Regions from separate parts of the Homo sapiens genome. Here region 2 is linked to region 1. Evidence: chromatin contacts called from ENCODE Hi-C or POLR2A ChIA-PET data. All regions are on one chromosome and are shown on one strand. Each heading gives the region's core, a stretch centred on a gene start or an enhancer-like site at or near the end of the contact. The rest is flanking DNA. Distances are from core to core; before and after follow the strand shown.

Region 1 (7,354 bases), core at 1,309-3,808:
CATCACGGGGACTCACTTCTAGAACCCGGGATCCAGAGGCCTAGCCACAGCCTCTTGACTGACCTGGAGGGCTGGGCCAGGCAGTGCTCCAGGATGGGTAGAGGCCCCTACAGACCTAGAACCTGATACCAGCCCAGGAAGGGGAGGAGAAAAGGCCCAGCCACTGGCCAGAGGAGACGGCTGGCAAGGAAGTCAATTTCTTGGAGGTTCGTCAGGCTGCAGAGTCCCCCAGGATGTGACCCATCGGGCCCCTGGCCGCTGGTCCCTGCCCCTCTGAAAACAGACAACCCTTAGCCCCAGCTGAAGAGGCCTACTGGTGTTCTTCTACATCTCACTTGTAAAGGACCCCAGAAGAGAAAGGGACAGGTACTCACTACCCCAGGAGACCCCCACCTAGGTTGGGCTCCTTGTGAGTCTGGGCTCTTCTCAGCAGGAGCCTCTTCTTTTGAGGCCCAGGGGGCTCTGGGGTGAACACATCCCACCCCAGCACTGGGTGGGGCTGGAAGGGTTTGCTCCCCTCCCCACATCAGGGAAGTAGGACCCTGTGGCTTTGGAGCTGCCCTGGCTCCAGGAGGCCTGTGGTGATGGGAGTGGGAGGTTTTCAGCCTGGAGAGGCGCCTCCCTCCCTCCCGTTCCAGGTCTGGTTGGACAGGTTGAGGCTGACACACCTGAGAGAATCCGGAATGCCAGAGAGCCTGGAGCTGGGCTGGAATGCCAGCCTCCCTGGAAGGGTGTGTCTATGTTCCAGGGTGGCGTTAGGGAGGGCCCTTTCTGTAGAGCAGGCTCCTCCCAGCAGCCCTGGTGTCCCCAAACGCAGGCTCCAGGGACCAGAAGGCTCCTGCAGCTTCCAGCTGATTCCTGGCTTCCCAGCTGGAAAGGCTGTTACAGAATCCCAGGAATGTGCCCTGAGCTCAGAAAGAAAATTCCCAAAATAACTTCTATAAATACTTGAGGGCAGGGGTGGGGAGGGAGGGCTCAGCCTGGCCCACAGCTGGCCTAGCGCCAAGGCTGCTTCCCAGGGCAGGCCCCCCTCAAAGGAAGAAGAAGCATGCACACCCCTAGACCTTTGTGCTGCTCTGCCCTTGGAGGGCATCATCAGGCACTGAACTTATGGGCTGGGATGGTGTGCAGTGGAATTCTGAAAAGGCAAGGCCCTTTTCCCCTCATCCCCTCCCAGGCCACAGCCCCTGGCCACACACTGTGCCTCTGCAGATGACCTGGGTCCCACAGGGAGGCTCCCCACTGAGTGTGAGCCCAGACCCTAGCAAGACCTTAGGCCCCTTAGGTTCTGCACCTGCGTGGCCGTAAGAGGCAGGGCTTGCCAAGCTCCACGTGGGCAGCATCCCTGATCGGAGGTCCACATCTGTGTGTGTGTGGGTGTCTCTGGGTTCCCTGGCTCTGCATTTGGGCTACATCCTGAGCTCTGAGCCTTGTTGAGCTGCTGTCCTTTGGGGAATAACAAAGCAGGCAGGAGGCTGGGGCGCTGTCCCTCTCAGCCTGGGGAGGGGCAGGACAGGGATCACATCCATGAGCCCCACAGTAACTAAGCGTGACCTTGAGGCGGTTGTGTGGTCAGGAGGAGCTCCGCCCTCAGGGAAGGCTTCCTGGGAGAGCAGAGTCTCGAGCACTTGAGATGTGGCCACACATCCCCACTCCCTGAGATCCAGGAAGGGAGAGAAGGAGGGTCCTGAGGTGGGAATTTCTGGGGACTTCCCCCAGAGCCCTGCACCTCCCTGGAATCATGTCTGTGGCTATAACCAGCCCAAAGCGCCCCCTTGGAGGTACGATGTCTGATCACCATAAACAACTTGGACATCACTTTCGAATCCCTGTGGGCTGGCAGCACAGCCATGGCATCTCCCAAGGGACGGTCAAAAACTGGAAGCCTCTCAGCAGATCTGGTCTCCTCTCTCAGCGTGGGGCACATCCTCACCAGGATGAGGGATGGGGGATTCACTTGGGACATTTGGATGAAATTGAGATGTCAGTTCTTGTTCCCACCATCTCCCAGGAGGCCTGTTCTCTGGGAGGGTCGGGGTGCCAGGAGGATTGTCTGCAGGTCCTAGGTGCAGCGCTGGGCTCAGGGCAGAGTAGGTGAGACCTCGCATCTTCCTGGGGCTGTGTCTTGCCCAGTTGTCAGGCAGCAAACAGCGCTGAGTTGCTACCAAACATGAACTCGGCTGGTGTCAGGGGCAGGTGGCAGAAGATCCTGTTACAGGCCCTGGGCCTCTGGGCCCCAGCCTGACCCCAGCCTGGTGTCTCCTTTCAGGTTCTAAGGTCAACATCCCAGGGTGGGGGGACATGAGCCAACCCACCCTAGCCTACAGTCCTCCCCCACAGAGAGCCATGCCCTCTCCCAGCTTCTAGAGAGATCAGTCACTCCACCCGCTCCCCACCTGGAAGGACCCTCTGCTCATCTTGAAGGCGCTGCTGTTTGCTGTCTGCCCCCGCGGTGATTTTTCAAGTTGATCATTGCAGAATCCTCACAAGAGCCCCGCGAGGAAGGACTGTTTCATTGCTTTGGTTTACAGATGAGGAAACCACAGCTCAGAGAAAGTTGGCCATTTGCCCGTGGTCACAGCACTTGTCAGTGGCAGAGCTGGGATTCCAACCTGGCCAGGGCTTCCGGCCAGCAAGCCCTGAGCTTTTTCCTCCCTACAGACACACACAGGAAGTTACTGCAAACCTCCGAAACTGAGAATACACACACACACACCAGCCTGCAGACACATCTGGCCCCTTCCCAAACACCCACATACTTCTTGATATCAGGGGTTTTCAGACTTGTTTTTAGCAGTTGAGCCCATTTTTCAAACAGAATCCCATGTGGAAGCTCAATATAGAAAACTTAACGTGTGGAAGCCACTCCGGCCCTGGCCCTCTCTGGGAGGCCTTGCCGGCCTTTCCCTTCTGTCCTGTGTGGCTCCCTCCTGGGCAGAACTCACAGGGCTCAAACCCTCCATTTTTGGTGCTTAATTTTGTGTCTGGCGGCCCGTCGGCTGGCCTCCTTCCCTCCTCCCTGTGGGCCGTGTTCCATTGTGAGCTGCTGGGGTCTGGCCCTTGGGTCTGGTGTGGGTGGAACAGCTAGGCCTGGTGCCCTGCTGGCCAGCCTGGCCACTACCCTTGGTCCCAGGCAGCCCTGAGTCAGCACCGCTCCCATCTGGCGAGAGCGTAAGACCCTGCCTGAGGCTCCACCCCGCCTGCAGCCACCCTGTCCTCCCCTGGCCTCTGCACGCCTCATCCGTGTGTGTGGTTCCTTGCTACGGCTTTGCCCAGGGCTGACAGAGGCGCTGTGAGGACAGCCTCTTCCTCCCCCGCCCCCTGGCCGCAAGATCTCCAGCCAGCGCCTCTGGAGAGGGAGAGGCCTTTCCTAGGGCTTCCTGAGCGCCATCTTTCACTCCCACCGAACTGGTTGTGTTCCAAGCTCTCCGAGGACTTGATGAAACCAGGCATGCGCATCTTCCCCAGCGCGTCTCCATAGCAACAGAGGGCCTAACTCTGGGGAGCTCGCTGAGGAGGAAAATGTTCCAGCTAAAAATGTACATGGCCGTCAGTGGGCGGGCACCGGAGAGGGGGCTCCAGGCACATAGAAGGCAGCTCCCCACCCCCACTGCGGCCCCCGCCTGTCCAGGAAGTCGGTGGTGGGCTTTACCTCCCGTCTTGGAACAAGAGAAGGGCCCCCCGTGCTGTCATCTCATGCCACCCTCAGGGCTGAAACAGGGATCAGTGGGACGGCATGAAGCAACCTTTGTGGGACCTGAGGCTGAAAGGGGGCCCTGCCCTCTCCCTCCACTCACTACCCTGTCCACCCTACCCACTTCCCAGTGTGGGTAGAAGAGGATGTAGAGGGGACAAGGTGCCAGTTTCACTTCCCAGCCTCTTCTTATGACTATTCCTGTTAGTTCCTCTATCTCTTTGGTAACAGGGTTGTTTGAGCCAAACAGCAGGGCCAAGCTTCCCTGTGCGTGACCCAGACCCCCCAGGCCTTTCATCTTTCAGCCAATCCAGCCCGTTCACCCAGCACCCCATCCCCCGCCATCTGACTCTCCTCCCATGACCCTCTCCTGAGGAGCCACCGCACACGCACACGTTTGAGCTTTTCCTCCCTGGTGGCAGTGGTGAAGGCCTGTAATGCGTCCTCCTCCGTCTCTCTGCGTCCCTGGAGTGAAGGGCAGCTCTGGGCAGCAGGAAGGACTGAGACGCATGGCCCCACTGAGTGAGAACACACTCCTGCCAGACACTTCTCAGAGCTTTACACCTCCTGACTCCTTTCAACCTCACCGCGCTCTCGAGAGAGATGCTGTGATTTTTCCCATTTACAGATGAGGAAACTGAGGGCCAGAGAGCTGGGATTTGCCTAGGATCCCCCAAACAGTGTGACACAGCCAGGTCTGTTGACTTGAAAGCCAGTTCCTCGGGACCGGCAGGAACAGAGCTCCTGCAGTGGGTTTCCCAGGAGGCTGGGGTTAAAGCAGGGCTTGGGCAGGGCCAGGTAGGATTTGTATGGGGAAAGGCACAGTCACTTAACAGTGCCCAAGCCAGAGACGCGGGAATCCTCTCGAGCTGATGGCTGCTGCCACCCGTGCACCTGTGCTTGGCCCAGTTGCCAAGATGCCTGTGCCATGGGACACCCCTACTCACCCTGCCCTGTGCTTCGTCCACAGGGTCTGATGCTGAGTCGGCTGGGCCACAAGAGCTTGGCCCAGAAGGTGCTTCGTGATGCCGTGGAGAGGCAGAGTACGTGCCACGAGGCGTGGCAGGGCCTGGGCGAGGTGCTGCAGGCCCAGGGCCAGAACGAGGCTGCCGTTGACTGCTTCCTCACCGCCCTTGAGCTGGAGGCCAGCAGCCCTGTACTGCCCTTCTCCATCATCCCCAGAGAGCTCTGACGACGCTGCAGCCGCAGGGAGGGAGGGGCTGGCCAGAGGGAGAGGCAGCAGGGAACGTGGGTCAGGGTGGGGCAACAGTGGCATCAGGTGCGGGGCCTCAGGGAAATACATCTTTAGTGAACGCCTCTGCAGCTGCAGCCCTCGTTCTCTTGGCTGGGCCAAGAGGGCCTTCCTGGATTTCTTTGTTGGTGCCTTGGGAAACAGTCTGACTTGAACCCTAAGTGCCTTTGGAGAGTTTTGTGGTGACCAGACTTGCTCCCCAAGAGCTGGGCAGCGGGGAGCCTCACAGCTGTCCTTCACCCTCACCCATGCCTCTGGCTTGGAGTCTGGGTGGGGGGTTCTCACTCCCCACTCTCAGCACAGTACAGACTTCTGGATCTCTCTCAGGTCTTGCCCAGGGCGGTCACAATGTGAAGAAACTGCGGGCAAGTGGGAAGACTATGAGATTTCTGGGTTCCCTTCTCAGACTTGGAGTTAGTAGATGATTCCTGCATTGCCCCTGCTTGCCCTCTGAGACCAGCTGGGCCCCACCTTGCTCTTTCCCCCTGCTACCAAGTGCCTTTGGGGTCTGACCAGGGGTACTGAGCACCGGCCCTAACACTTCCATCTCCACCCACCCCATCTCCCTGGCGATGTGCTCCAGCCCAAGCAGCCTCCGTAGGCTTTAGATCCTGTGGTTGCTAGATCCAGTCCTTTCTAATACCCTGAGTCAACACATTACTCCTGCAGGTCTTAGGCTACAATGCAGGTCCCTTGAGGGCCACCAACATGGAGGTAGGCAGTTTCTAGGACTGTCCCCAGTACATCTCACCACCCACAGCCCTTTTTTTGCCTTGATTCGAGCCTCACCCTGGCCTTTTGGCTTCCCCTGCCTGAGAGAGACCTGAGGAGGGGACAGAGCCCAGCCCCTCTCCTGTGGCTGAGCAGGCCTCTGTGTCCATGACACCTGTCTTCCGGGCCTGGGGGCTGTGGGTGTATGTCCTCCCTACTGGCTTCCCCGGCCCCTGCTGCATGATGCTCTTGGAACTCTTCTCCAAGGAGTCAGTCCCCCAGGCCTATCAGGGGATCCTTTTGTATCTGCACTTTGGGTTTTAGTTTCAAAGCTCCATCAGGTACAGCTTGCATTTCAGGATGTGTGGAAAGCTCGGGTGAGGGCTGCCCTGGTTCATCATAGCTCCACCTTCCTCGGAAGGAGTGGGCTGTTGGAGACCCCCCATCCATGGCACACTAGCTCAGCACTGCATTTCCCGAGATGATTCCCAAGACAGCTGGTGCCTCCTGGCTTTCCTGTGCCAGGCCAAGGGGCACCACAGAGGACCCTGGATCCTTTGCCTCTTCTTGGTTGAAGGATCTCTATGTATGTGTGTATATAAATATAGTTTTTTATCTATATATATAAAATAGAGATCTATTTTTTTTCTGGAATTCTGTTAGAAAAGTAAAGAAAAAGCAAATGCTGTTGGTTTATCTCAGGGTGCCCAAAGTGGTTATAGTCAATTTTTGGTACTAGGAAAGGCACCCAATGCATTTCCTGACTTTTAAGCATTTCCTTGTTGGAAGCAGCAGAGGGCCAGGCCAAGTTGCTGACAGTGACTTTGCAGGTTGAATAAAGAAACCCTTGGAGGGGAAGCAGGCTTGTCTGAAGCAGCATGTATATTCACTGGGCATGTAGCTCCCACACCAGCCTTGAGCCAGGCCCTGGACAGGAGGGGCTGTTGCAGGATGAGGGAGGCCAGAGAAGGCATCGAAGCCAAGACCTGGGCCCACCTGGGGAGGGATGTGGGAAAGGAAGGATGGGAGGGAGGACCCTCTGGGAAAATGTGGATTTGAGCTGGTGAGAGTGTTGCTAAGGCTGGGCTAAAGCCTGGAGAGGGTAGGAGGAGGCAAGAGGGGTCCAGGCAGGGCTGATCCTGGCCTCTGACCTGTCCAGGGCGACCCCTGAAGCCCCTGCTGCCTCTGGGCATTGCTGGGAGAGGCCAAGGCAGGACTCACGTCTGAACAGAGATCCCCTCGGGCATTGCTGATGGGCCACCTTCAGCTGCAGGGAAGAAGCCTAGGAGAGGAGGCATGGGAGGGACCTGGGCCTTGTTCAGATTGGCCACCTCTGCTGAGAAGTCCATACCAGTACACCCCTAATAAGTTATGCCACATACCAACGTACTGTGGATATTATAACCTGCATTAAAACAACTCTAAAGAACGCTGCTCATTTACACAGAAGCTCTGTTTCTTCCTGTACCCCAGGGGGTCACCATAGCACCCCCAAGGCTGCAGCCACCTCATTTTGAAGACAGCTGCCCTGAGGCTTCCCCTCAAACCCAGGGCTGTTCTTGGCCGTCTGGACTCTTCCCTCTTGCCGCGCCTCCCGGCGGCCTGGCCTCCCCCAGTGCCCACCCTCCGCGCCACGCTCAGCCAGACATTGCTGTCCCCATAAGGAAGGGCTTTGCTTGCAGCCTTTGGGTGCCCAG
Region 2 (7,354 bases), core at 2,044-4,543, 130 kb after region 1:
ATTCATGACTGTAGCTGTATATTTATCCTGAAAAGATTTTTAAAAGGTTGATTGATCCAACTGGCACTGGCCTGGATTGGATCCCATGATGGATAATGTTTTGTTTTTTTTTCAAACACAAGTAAGCAGTCCCTTTCCTCAACAGCTGAAGTCTTGATAGAGTGAAGTAGCCTTCAAGAGCTGAATTTCTGATCATGGCTGGGGCAAGACCTGCTGCCTATTTGCACTGATGACATCTGGGAAAGAGAACTGGATGCTCAGTTGACGCTGAATTTCTCTTTTTTCTTTTAAGCATCCTCAGACTTTGGCTGGATATGTATGCCTTGTCTAGCACCCAGCTGCTAGGTTAACATCTGTGCATTGCTAATTAGTTGGGGAGTTTTGTAGCCCACAGGAGTTAGGTACACTGCCTAATAAATGTAACAGAACAAGAGTCTAAGAATGGAAATGAGCTGCTGGGGATGCTGGATTGTTTTGCATATTGGTGTCCGGATCCTGGGAACAAAGTCCTTCATGGTTGCTAGTTCCTACTCATCTGCAAGCATTTCCAGGGACAGAGCTGGTTTTATTTATCTCTTGGTGTCTACTACATAGTTGGCACTCAATAAATACTTAATGAATTCATACAGCTCTGCCTTCCTTCTTTCTGTCCATCTCACCTCCAAACTCTTCCCCTGGAATTAATGTTACTATCACTGGCTACGTCTTTGTTAGGAATTTTTCCTGTAAGTTTAGTTACCTGGTCTGATGAAGCAACAACACTTTTTTTGGCATGCTTTCTGGACCAATGAAATTCCAATTGATTGCTTCTTTTCTGGACTTCCATACTACAGAAGCAACTTTGAACCCAGGGTTCCCTGGAGAAATGACAGGTGACTCCTTCCCTTACTAGCTCAAGAGTTCACTGATAGGATCTATTAAAATTTTTCTGTGAGTTGTTTCTCTAGAAGTGAGGAATTGAATTATAGACCCAAACCCTCATTAAGCCAATATTCATTTTCCTCTTTTTTTCATGGAAATCAGTAATAAATCTTGATTTGCCTCCTTACTCAGTCCCTCAGCTAATAAAATCAAGGTGTTTCCTGAAATTAGATTAAATAATTTGACTCTCTTCTTTCTAGAAGTTTTAGAGCTCTCACTGACCTTTCTTGAAGAACCAGAAATTATTCTTATTTTTTCTTTCAGTGGCCTGTGAATATCCTGTCATTCAAAAAGCAAAAGTAAGAAGAAGGGGTAAGATAAAAAAAAGGGAGGAAAACTGAGAGTTTCCACTAACTAGTGGTGTGGTTCCAGACTCTTTTGGAGCCTCAGTTTCCTTTTTGTGAAATTCAGGACTCAGATGAAAAAGCTTTCTTTAAATGTCCTTTTTTGGCTCTGAAAGTCTAGGTATCTCAGTGGGATACAGGCTCCATAGATAGACTGTAATTCACCAGGTTTAAGGAAATTGTTTTCTTTGTGATAGAGCAATTTTTTTCTCTTTCTTCCTCTTTTTCTTTTTCTTTAATAGAACAGAACAAAATGAGCTCAGATCATAAGTTCGGTTGATTTCTTTCTAAACCACAGGGTTCATTTTCTGAAATTGCTGTCTTTTCCTTCAAAAGCCTTCCTCAGCCTTGTCAGCCAGCTCTATCACTTTTATATTAGATCTCTGTGAAGTAAGGAAGCCTTTTAGAGTAGGCTTGGAATGTGCAACAACAGGGCACAGGTGTGGCTGAAGAGGGCCTCTGTATGAACCCCCAGGAAGCCAAATTGGCCTCCCCTCCATCATTTCCTAAAATCTAGAACCCTATCCAGAATCTGAATGCACAAAATGCTGTTTGTCAATCAACCCATGGATAATTATTTTTCAAGTGACTATTAAGTGCATGAAACTCTTGATCCCTTATATTTATAACCCAATAATTATACAGGCCTCACTTTTCAAAATCAGAGAAAGCTTTGTTATTGAGATTTAAAGACAACATTTTCCTAAAAGGAGATCATCTCAGAAAACTATAGAGATTAAGAATTTTCAGTAGTCAGATTAGGTCTGAGTTCTAGCCCTTCCATTTACTAGAGGGGTAAGCTTTCAATTCCCTAAGCTTCAGTTCCTCCTATATAAAATAGAGATAATAAATAATACCCCCCTCATAAGGTAGAGCAAGGAGTCACTAAAATAAATTATGAAAAGGGCTTAGCATAGCGTCCAGCACGTAGTAAGAGTGCTCAATAGGTTCAGTTATTATTCATCATGATATGGCATTAATAATACATAAGATAAGAGACCTTTGTTGGACCCAATCTGTGGCCTCAGGCATCATATGCCCTTGTGGATTTCTCTTGGGCCCCTAAAGAAAAGGTAAAGTTGGAAAATGCTAGTATGTTCCAGTCATTGAAAGTAATTGTCAGGCACAGAAAGACAAACTTCATATGTTCTCACATATTTATGGGAGCTATAAATTAAAATAAATGAACTCATGGAGATAGAGAGCAGAAGCGTGGTTACCAGAGGCTGGAAGGGGTAGTTGGGGGTCAAGGGGAAGTGGAGATGGTTAATGGGTACAAAATAGAAAGAATGAATAAAGACCTACTGTTTGCTAGCACAACAGGTCGACTATAGTCAAAAATAATTTAATTGTACATTTTAAAATCACAAAAAGATTATAATCGGATTGTCTGTAACATAAAGGATAAATGCTTGAGGGGATGGATACCCTGCTTACCCTGATGTGATTATTACACATTGCATGACTGTATCAAAGTAGCTCATGTACCCTGTAAATATATACACCTGCTATGTACCCACCAAAATAAAAAATAAAAATTTAAAAAGAAAGTAAGTAATGGTAAATTTCTTTGAAATACCTCAAAATATATTTTAATGTAAAAACTGCTTTCTTCAGGGAAAGAGAGAGAGAATAAAATAACTTAAACAACTAAAAGAATTAAGAAGTTCTTAAAAAGAGAGAGGGGGGAATGATTTTTGGCCCTTTGTTGATGGTACAGGTGCGTTGGAGTTCTCACCCTTGGTTGCGATTGTGCTCTGGCTCTAGCCAATGGAGGAGGGAGTGAATGACAAGGAGAGGAAAGGAGAAGGAATGAGGACAGTCATGGGGCCATGGCACCATATGGCCTGAAACAGCCCAGGACTCAGTAATGTTTGCTGAACTGAAAGCCTCTATTCTTCTATCATCCCCCCCGACTTTCCAGTCCCTGGAAATCAGATAGTGTTATAAACCTGGAGGGCCAAGGCAGATGATAGACAGTGACTCATTGCGTGTAGGGAGGATGGCCTGGGTGAAACAGCAGTCCTAGTTTTTACTTAGGAATTCAGACCCATGTTGAGATGAAGCTCACACAATCCCTTAGGGCAGGGGGTGGCTCAAAAGGCCCAAAGGAATGTGTGCTTGGGTTTGAATCTGCCCTAGCTCCTGACTGAAGCCAATGTGGGGTCAACCACAGCCATCCATGGATCGCTAAGAGGGTTTGCTTATATTACCACATCAACAGCAGATTTCCTCTGGCCCCCAGTCAGCCAGGAATGGATAAACAACAGAAGTGCAGAATGGCTTTACCAAGTCTAGCTCCAAATTATGAGATGTCTCAGTCTAAGGTGTAGCCCAAGCAATCCTTGGGACAAGCTGATCGAGCTGGCTGGCCAGATCCCAAAGGTGGAGATGACCTAAGTGGAGAAAGGAAAATTTTACCCAAACAGAAGTGAAGATAGCAATTAGACCTAGCCAGCCACTCAGGTACAGCGAGAGCCCATTTGAATTGGAAAAGAAAAGAAAAAAAAAAAGAGGTATGCAAACCATAACTAAATTGTTGGCGGGAAGACACAGCAGAACAGGAAATGTGCATGCAGATAAGTGAAGCCTCCATTAATGGCTTCACTGCATTTATCAAAAGGGATTTCAATTAACGTGATGAAGACCAAGGCAATTACAGTAGGAAGAAAAGATGAATTTAAGATTAATCTCCTCTGTTGTTTCCTTACAGCAATTTATAAGGGAAATGCTTCAGGTGAGAGCCTAGTTGGGAATTAACCCAAAGAAGATGAGAATCAGATCTGTTAACAGAGAAGAACCCTAAAGACAGTGACTCCCAAACTTGGCTATACATTTGAACCACTTAGGGAGCTTTTAAAACTTCCAAAGGCCATGGCCCAGACCAATTACATCACAATCTCTAGGGGTGGGACACAGGCATCAGAATTCTCGAAGCTCCTCACTGTGCAGACAAATTTGCGAACCACTGTTAATGAGCAATATGCATGATGGAGGCGTGTTAGGAAATAGCATGCGAGGTTACAGGTAAATAAATACAGCCATTAAGAAATGGCAATAGGCCTGGCACAATGGCTCATGCCTGTGATCTCAGCACTTTGGGAGGCCGAGGTGGGCAGATGGCTTGAGCCCAGGAGTTCGAGACCAGCCTGGCCAACATGGCAAAACCCCGTCTCTACTAAAAATAAAAAAATTAGCCAGGCGTGGTGGCGCACACCTGTAATCCCAGCCACTAGAGAGGCTGAGGCAGGAGAATCGCTTGAACCTGGGAAGTGGAGGTTGCGGTGAGCCAAGATTGCATCACTCCACTCCTGCCTGGGTGATAGAGCAAGACTCCATCTCAAAAAAAAAAAAAAAAAAAAAAAAAAAAAAAAAAAAAAAAGAAATGGCAAGAAATTCACTTGCCTTAGAACAGAACAGGATCTGTGTCTCTTGTTTTCTTTTTTTGTAATTTTAAAAAGTGTTTATCAGTGTTCGAGAAAAATGGATGAAGAGACAGGGGCACTTTCTTTTTTTTTTAATCAACCAGAGTTAAATTCAAGTAATTTTTGAGTGAGGCCCTTGAACTTGATGTCTGGGAGTGGGATAGAAAACAAAGGGGTTCATTGCCATTATGGATAAAGCAATTTATATATTTTTGCTTCATAGAATGTTCATATCCATGACCTAATTTTAACTTGCATCTCTGTGAAGTAGGCAGAGAAAGTATTATTTTTCTCTCCCACTTCCACAGATGGGAAAACAGATAGAGTCTCATGATTTACTCAGCATTACAGAGCAAAGTTAGTGGCAGGAACAGGAGCAGAATTTGGTTCTTCAGAAATTCCAGTTAAATGTCCTTCCTCTAAACTGTGTTGCCTTCCTGCCCTTGAAGAGCTCTCTGTAAGAGTGGGAAATTTTACAATGATAACTGAAACAAGAAAACATGACACTTGGTGAGCCAAACGAAAGAGTTCTGCTATTAGGGGGAAAAAATCTAGAACAGATGCCAAGAGACACATCAAGGTGGTGGCAAAGTGCTGACCACCCTGCCCTTGAGGATGCCTCATGAATATTGGATGATGTTAATATACTGAATTTGCCTCCAAATTACACTGGGTTGGTGGGCAGAGGCAAGGCCGGTGAGGTCACAAGAAATAATTTTTAGGGCAAAAAAATGAAAGCATCCTTATAGTTCTTGTGCTTTGACCAACAGTTTCAGGGCCTTCTTAAGTAGGTTGTGAGTAGCAACGAGTTGTTGCCCTGGTGTTTTCAAGAAACAGAAATTCCCTGGCATTGATTTAACCACAATAGGGTAAAAGGGCAAGTTATAGGCCCTAAAACAAGAATGCAGTCAGGCTTAAGGAAGGACTAGAACTGGGAATTTGCAAACTGTCAGAACTCAGGGGGATGTGTGCTCTGTCCATCTTTCATTTCCTTTTCTCTCTTGAGTATTTGTGTTCATCTTTTTCCTGAGGAGTTCCCTCTGCTGATCTGCTCACATGAGGGGGCAAAGATACTTACCCACAGCTCCCAAGTTCATATTTTAGCCATATGAACCAGGTCTATCCACCAAACCCCTATTCAAATACAGACTCCCGTGGAAAAAAATATTTGGCCCAAATTGGCTCAGGAATCCATCCCTGATCCAATCAACTATGACCAGAGGTCAGCATCACATTGTGTGTAAATAACTGTGGGAGCCACCTTCTACAGATGGTAGTAAGGCACTTACAGAGAGGAATCATTTAAACTAAGCATATGCCTCAAATATATCTACCACTCATACTGACAAGGGTGGTTATACTAAAAAAAAAAAAAAAGAAGAAGAAGATGACAAATGTTAGCAAAAATGTGGAGAGGTTGAAACTCTTATGTAATGTATATGGTAATGTAAGTGTAAAATGGTGCAGCCACTGTAGAAAACAGTTTGGCAGTTCCTTGATAAATTAAATATAGAACTACCATATGACCCAACAATTCTACTCCTGGGTATATACCCAAAAGAATTGAAAATAGGTGTTTAAATGAGCACTTGTACACAAGTGTTGATGGCAGCACTATTTAGCAGCCAAAAAGTGGAAACAAATTAAATGTCCATCAGTTGATGAACGAATAAACAAAATGTGGTAGAGCCATCCAATGGAATATTATTTAGTCATAAAAAGAAGTGCTTTCTCAGTAAACTATCGCAAGGACAAAAAACCAAACACTGCATGTTCTCACTCATAGGTGGGAATTGAACAATGAGAACACACGGACACAGGAAGGGGAACATCACACTCTGGGGACTGTTGTGGGGTGGGGGGAGGGGGGAGGGATAGCATTAGGAGACACACCTAATGCTAAATGACGAGTTAATGGGTGCAGCACACCAGCATGGCACATGTGTACATATGTAACTAACCTGCACATTGTGCACATGTACCCTAAAACTTAAAGTATAATAATAATAAAATTAAAAAAAAGAAGAAGAAAAAAAAAAAGAAGTGCTTGATCAAAAAAAAAAAAAAGAAAGAAAGAAAAAATAAAATAGAGTCTAGTGATTGTGGGCAAAAATAAATAAATAGGCCAGGTGTGGTGGCTCATGCCTGTAATCCCAGCACTTTGGGAGGCTGAGGTGGGCGGATCACTTGAGGACAAGAGTTCAAAACCAGCCTGGCCAACATGGCAAAACCCCGTCTCTACTAAAAATACAAAAATTAGCTGGGCATGGTGGCAGGCACCTGTAATTCCAGCCACTTGGGGAGGCTGAGGCACGAGAATGGCTTGAGCCCAGGAGGCAGAGGTTGCAGTGAGCTGAGATCACACCACTGTACTCCAGCCTGGGTGACAGAGGGAGACTCTATCTCAAAAAATATACATAAATAAATAAATAGAAGAAGGAGTACTGAGACATGCTAAAACACAGATAAACCTTGAAAACATTATGCTAAGTGAAAGAAACCATACACTAAAGGTCACATATATGACTCCATTTATATGAAATATCTGGAATAGGCAAATGTATAGAGACAGAAAGCAGATCAGTAATTGCCCGGGGCTGGAGGAATGGTGCATGACTGCTTAATGGGTATAGGGATACAAATGTCCTGGACATAGAAAGTGGT

What was found. Hi-C counts contacts between places; a loop is a spot of excess contacts on that map. ChIA-PET counts read pairs that join two places held with the same protein, here RNA polymerase II (POLR2A). Pooled maps may share reads with other maps.
Region 2: a pooled map shows a loop between it and region 1 (2.1-fold over the local background). The contact joins two enhancer-like sites. A Hi-C loop is called at or near these places in 1 of 50 pooled maps. POLR2A ChIA-PET finds 5 or more read pairs at or near these places in 5 of 52 experiments (AG04449, BJ, GM12878 and 2 more).

The regions. Positions count from the first base shown.
Region 1 is chr2:47,069,038-47,076,391 of GRCh38, forward strand. It overlaps TTC7A (tetratricopeptide repeat domain 7A), which reads left to right. Exons shown (of 20, transcript NM_020458.4): 20 at 4,665-7,086. The coding sequence ends at 4,886. Among named protein-coding and RNA genes, the nearest start is that of STPG4, 83 kb to the right of the region's middle. RefSeq lists enhancers at 1-3,256, 358-1,214, 2,071-2,928. Within about 2 kb of position 2,559, at least 35 of the 41 ENCODE cell types and tissues checked have a DNase peak (open chromatin) inside an H3K27ac peak, as active enhancers do.
Region 2 is chr2:47,195,883-47,203,236 of GRCh38, forward strand. It overlaps EPCAM-DT (EPCAM divergent transcript), which reads right to left. Exons shown (of 5, transcript NR_110208.1): 4 at 3,555-3,661. Among named protein-coding and RNA genes, the nearest start is that of CALM2, 23 kb to the left of the region's middle. Within about 2 kb of position 3,294, at least 4 of the 41 ENCODE cell types and tissues checked have a DNase peak (open chromatin) inside an H3K27ac peak, as active enhancers do.